Linked DNA regions of Homo sapiens: region 1 is linked to region 2. A link is a loop called in an ENCODE intact Hi-C map of the cell type or tissue named here. Cell type or tissue: A673. All regions are shown on one strand. Each heading gives the region's core, and the rest is flanking DNA. Links, peaks and the distances in the headings are about the cores only.

Region 1 (2,917 bases), core at 106-2,605, 300 kb after region 2:
ACAAGAGTCTGGGCACAGATTAACTGGGTCCTCTTCTTAGGGTCTCACAGGGCTGCCATCAAGGGATTAGCTTGACTGTGTTCTAATCTGGAGGCTCAACTGGGGAAGAAGGTGCTTTCAAGCTCACTCAGGTTGGTGATAGAACTCATTTCCTTGTGGTTGTGGGACTTAGAGTCCTGGCTTCTTGGTGGCTTTCAGCTCTTAGAGGTTGTCTTTAGCTTCTTGATAGATTGGCCTCCTATCCTGGCTGCTTATTTCTTCAGAACTATCTTGAGAGAGAGTGTTAGAGTGAGTTTGATAGCAAGATGGAGTCTTAATAGTATGTAATCTTGGGAGTGACATCCTATTGATTTTGCTGTATACAGTTGGTTAGAAGCAAGTCACAGCTTTGCTCACACTCAAGCAAACTATGTCCTCCTTCAAGGGGAGGAGTTTATTCAAGGATGTGAATACTCATCGTAGAGTGTGTTTACCACACAACTTCCCTATAAAGGGAAAGAGAGAAATGGGGGCAGTAATGAGAAGGGAAAGAAAGGCCAAAACTTTTTTTTTTTTTTTTTCTTTTTTTGGAGACAGGGAGTGGAGTGGAGTGGAGTGATGTGGTGCAATCACCACTCATTGCAGCCTCAAACTCCTGGGCTCAAGGGGTCCTCCCCCTTTAGCCTCCCGAGTAGCTGGGACTACAGGTGCATGCCACCATGTCCAGCTAATTTTTAATTTTTTTTTTTTTTTTGGTAGAGACAGCAGTCTCATTATGTTGCTCAGATAAGTCTTCAAGTCTTGGCCTCAGGTGATCCTCCTACCTTGGCCTCCCAAACTGCTGGGATTACAGGCATGAGCCACTGCACCTAGCCAAAACTTATTTTTTTTTTAACATGGGAAAAATTTGTGCTGATAGGAATGATTCACTAGAGAGGAAATCATGGATAAAATCCTGTTTTATGGGTCAGCCATTACAGTCTTTTAAATATTAAATGCAATTAAAACTCTTATTTTGTCTCTCATATATCACAAAATACATAATTTATGGGCCCCACTTTCCCCAAATATAAAATGTAGATGTTGACCAGGAGCGGTGACTCATACCTGTAATCCCAGCACTTTGGGAGGCCGAGGTGGGAGGATTGCTTGAGGCCAGGAGTTCCAGACCAGCATAGGCAACAAAGTGAGAACCTGTCTCTACAAAAAATAAAAAAAAATTCAGCTGAGCATGGTGGTGCATGCCATAGTCCTAGCTACTGAGGAGGCTGAGGTGGGAGGACCACTTGAGTCCCGGGAATTCAAGTCTGCAGTGAGTTATCATTGTGTCACTGCACTCCCGGCTGAGTGACCGAGAGAGACCCTATCTCAAAATATAAAATAAAATAAAAATCATGCTCACTGAAAGGGTTTCAGATAGACTTGGTATTTTTGGCTTCACTACTATTTTATTTGTAATTCTGGGATAGGCTCTGGGCCTCAGAACACCCTACAGTGGATATTGTTATGAAGACACACATGAAGATGTCCTGTCGATGGTGTGGCAATGAGTTTGTCTGAGATGGTGACACTGACGCACATTTTTCTGTCTCCCGGAATACATGTTTCTCAATCCTTAGCTTTTGAGTGGTTTTGCCTACAGAAAGGCCCCGGCGCAGTGCCCCCTGCTGGTGAGTGGCAGCCAGGCGCGTGCGTCATGTCAGTGATGGACACAGTGGGTCCCTTTGCTGACACGGACCTTGGGGGTGATGCTGAGCCTGCCAGGTTATTTCAGATCAGGTCATTAAAGCAACAGAAGGTCGACTCGATGTAAAACGAGCAGCTCCCAGTATTCTCTACATTTTTTAGACATGTGATGATTTGCTATAGCTCATTTTGGCTGATAAAATATGAACACTTCACAAAATATTTGTATTTCAGCCTCTGTCTTCATTCATTTAACAAGCCATTTTGCCCTAATTCCCAGGAGCTGTATTCTTCTTCCATTGGGAAACCTAACTTGAGCCTCGGCAGAGAAGATTTTAAACATGAAATAGGTTAGCAGTGTTAATTTAAAAAAAAATCAGAAAAGCATTTAAAACAAAAAAGCCCCTTTCTCTTTCACTTCAGTGAAATGAATTAGCATTCATTTGTGCAGGTTTCTCAATGGTGATGAGCATCTTAAAGAAAATTAATTAAAACTAAGAACAAGATTAGTGTTTAGATTATTATTTTAACCTTGGCCTCTGGTGAAGGTAGTAGTTTTGTAATGAATAATTATCCCCTTAATTTTGTTCCCGTCTAACTGCTTTGTATATATCTGGGGTGGGTATGTCATGACAGTGACATTTTTGGTAGCCTTTAATTCAGGAATGCAGTCCACACACTTCAGGATTTTAGTGTCTTAGGTTCACGGGCAGGTGGCTTCTCTACTTTGGCATTTCCACGAGGCAGGAAGGAAACCAGGAGAATGTGTATCCTCAAACCCAAGTGAACCAGGCATACCCAGAAGGAGGAAGAGCTCTGTTGAGTGAGCTGTGAGAATCAACCATTGTGGAGGTCATGGTTAACTTGTTGGGAGCAGTTTCTGTGGAAGGATGGGACAAAAGTCTGATTAGAATGGGTTTACAAGAGAATGGGCTTTTCCAGGTGCCCATCAGTGGTGGGCTGGATAAAGAAAATGAGGTGGCTCACGCCTGTAATCCCAGCACTTTGGGAGGCCGAGTCGGGTGGATCACGAGGTCAGGAGATCGAGACCATCCTGGCTAACACGGTGAAACCCTGTCTCTACTAAAAATACAAAAAAAAAAAAAAAAAAAAAATTAGCCGGGCTTAGTGATGGGCGCCTGTAGCCCCAGCTACTTGGGAGGCTGAGGCGGGAGAATGGTGTGAACCCGGGAGGCGGAGCTTGCAGTGAGCTGGGATCATGCCACCGCACTCCAGCCTGCACGACAGAGGG
Region 2 (2,917 bases), core at 329-2,828:
GAAACAAAAAGAGAGAAAAATGGTTTGATTTCCCTACGACTAGATTTTAAAGACAAATACTAATTACTTAAAAAATTTCCAGCATCAGCCAGGCACAGTGGCTCACTCCTGTAATCCTAGCATTTTGGGAGCCTGAGGTGGGCAGATCGCTTGAGCCCAGAAGTTCGAGACTAGCCTGGCCAACACGGCAAAACCTCATCTCTACAAAAATTAGCTGGGTGTGGGCCAGGCGCGGTGGCTCACGCCTGTAATCCCAGCACTTTGGGAGGCTGAGGTGGGTGGATCACGAGGTCAAGAGTTCAAGACCAGTCTGACCAAGATGGTGAAACCCTGTCACCACTACTAAAAATACAAAAATTAGCTGGGTTCGGTGGCAGGCGCCTGTAATCCCAGCTACTCGGGAAGCTGAGGCAGGACAATCACTTGAACCCAGGCGGCAGAGGTCGCAGTGAGCTGAGATCGTGCCACTGCACTCCAGTCTGGGCGAAAGAGTGAGACTCTGTCTCAAAAAAAAAAAAAAAATTAGTTGGGTGTGGTGGTGTGCACCCGTAGTCACAGCTACTTGGGAGGCTGAGGTGGGGGGATCACTTGGGCCCAGGAAGTGGAGGTTGCAGTGAGCCAAGATTGCGCCACTGCACTCCAGCCTGAGAGACAGAGCTAGACCCTGTCTTTAAAAACAAAACAAAACAAAACTGGGCTGGGCTTGGTGGCTCACACCTGTAATCCCAGCACTTTGGGAGGCCAAGGCAGGTGGATTACCTGAGGTCAGGAGTTCGAGACCAGCCAGGCCAACATGGTGAAACCCCGTCTCTACTAAAAATACCAAAAATTAGCTGGACGTAGTGGCAGGCACCTGTAATCCAAGCTACTCAGGAGGCTGAGACAGGAGAATCACTTGAACCTGGGAGGCGGAGGTTGCAGGGAGCCAAGATCGCGCTATTGCACTCCGGCCTGGGTGACAAGAGCAAAACTCCAACTCAAAAAAAGTCCATTGTCTTGGTGCTCTGTATGTAGCCTAGAGTCATTAGCTAACAACTTCGAAAATCAGATGATGACTTTGGCCAACTGATAACCTGAACGTTAACAAAGCATCAAAGCATTGGGGTCAGCCAGATAGAGGTTATATGCTGATCCCACTTAAGCTAAAGTTTGATCTAGTATTTTCCTGGCTATTGACAGGAGATTTGCTCATTCCATCTGAACATCTTAAGTGTGGCAAAGAATAAAATGAAACTTCAGAATGCTTTAAGAGGTGGCTGGAAACACTGGCAATGCTGAACGGGGATATACAGGGCAGTACAAATGGGAGAAAAGCACAGATGGCGTTTACAGAAAGTGTCAAAAAAAACATATGGCAGGAAAGCATCCATGCATCATAAATCAAATGTGACTCAGCAATGCATTTTTTAGCTTAAAATTAGGGAAGATACTAGGGCACAATCCCATTATCAACTTATCCTTAGGGCACTGTCACAAGATGATTTCAGTCATGCTGGCCTGTCTCCCGTTCCCCATCCCGCACTGATTTTGCCTATCTAGACGGGGCCACTAGATGGCGCCCTCTGATTCTGTCCAGAGGGGTGCCCCTCCTTAATCTGCATCAAGGGCTATGCAGATCTTATGCCCTCGGGGCAAGGTCTGTAGAAAACTACACCATGGACTTCAGGTGCAGAAAGGAACACCCAGAAGGGAAAGAGTAGGATTTGTAGTCTACAGACAGAAGAGGTATCCAGGACTCAGAGGTCAAATATGATAACATTCTTATTCATTTATTAAAAATAAATCTTTTTTTAGACAAAGTCTCACTCTGTTATCCAAGCCGGAGTGCAGTGGCGTGATCTCAGCTCACTGCAACCTCTGCCTCCTGGGTTCAAGTAATTCTCGTGCCTCAGCCTCCCAAGTGGTTGGGACTACAGGTGTGTGCCACCACACCTGGCTAATTTTTTTGTATTTTTGGTAGAGACGGGGTTTCGCCATGTTGGCCAGGCTGGTCTTGAACTCCTGGCCTCAAGCAATCCGCTGGCCTCAGCCTCTCAAAGTGCTGAGACTACAGGCATGAGCCACTGCACCCGGCCTCAAATATGACACAATTCTGACAAATACTGTTTATACTCTGGATTTAGTTATATGACAGTCAAAAAATGTACACACCATCTATGATCAACTGAGAAAACGCACTGTGCCCACACCAGTGGGTGGCAGCCAGTGGGCTTGCTGTTTCTTAGCAGGATGGAGGTGTTTACCCTTCTTGTGGCCCAGGGTTGCAGGCACAAGGGTTTCCTACATCCATCCACCCAAGGGGAGCAAGCACAAAACAGCAAGAGCAGCGGCATGAAGAATTTTCAGAAGACATGAGCAATGGTCAGATGCAGTGGCTCATGCCTGTAATCCCAGCACTTTAGGAGGCTGAGGTGGGTGGATCACCTGAGGTCAGGAGGTCAAGACCAGCCTGGCCAACATGGCAAAACCCCATCTCTATGGGCGCGGTGGCTCATGCCTGTAATCCCAGCACTTTGGGAGGCCGAGGTGGGCGGATCACGAGGTCAGGAGATAGAGACCATCCTGCCTAACACAGTGAAACCCCGTCTCTATGAAAAATACAAAAAATTAGTTGGGCATGGTAGCGTGCGCCTGTAGTCCTAGCTACTCAGGAGGCTGAGGCAGGAGAATGGCGTGAACTCGGGAGGCGGAGCTTGCGGTGAGCCGAGATCGCGCCACTGCACTCCAGCCTCGGGGCGGTAGAGCGAGACTCCGTATAAAAAAAAAAAAAAATTAGCTGGGTGTGGTGGCAGGCACCTGTAGTCCCAGCTACTCAGGAAGCTGAGGCAGGAGAATCATTTGAGCCCAGGAGGCAGAGGTTGCAAGTAAGTGGGGATCGCGCCACTGCGCTCCAGCCTGGGCAACAACGTGAGACTCT

The links. Peaks named below come from ENCODE experiments on the same cell type or tissue, not always from the same donor. Only the 100,000 strongest peaks of a DNase experiment are listed, where the experiment ranks them.
Region 1: a loop joins it to region 2, with 5 times the contacts of the local background. A loop is called at or near these places in 3 of 110 quality-filtered maps.

The regions. Positions count from the first base shown.
Region 1 is chr19:34,040,847-34,043,763 of GRCh38, reverse strand. No RefSeq gene overlaps it. Among named protein-coding and RNA genes, the nearest start is that of LSM14A, 130 kb to the left of the region's middle. In A673, for the core only: a CTCF peak has its summit at 1,650 (motif pointing left); a DNase peak (open chromatin) is centred at 1,633.
Region 2 is chr19:34,344,696-34,347,612 of GRCh38, reverse strand. All of the region lies in intron 10 of GARRE1 (granule associated Rac and RHOG effector 1), which reads right to left. Among named protein-coding and RNA genes, the nearest start is that of GPI, 19 kb to the left of the region's middle. In A673, for the core only: a CTCF peak has its summit at 1,550 (motif pointing right); a DNase peak (open chromatin) is centred at 1,582.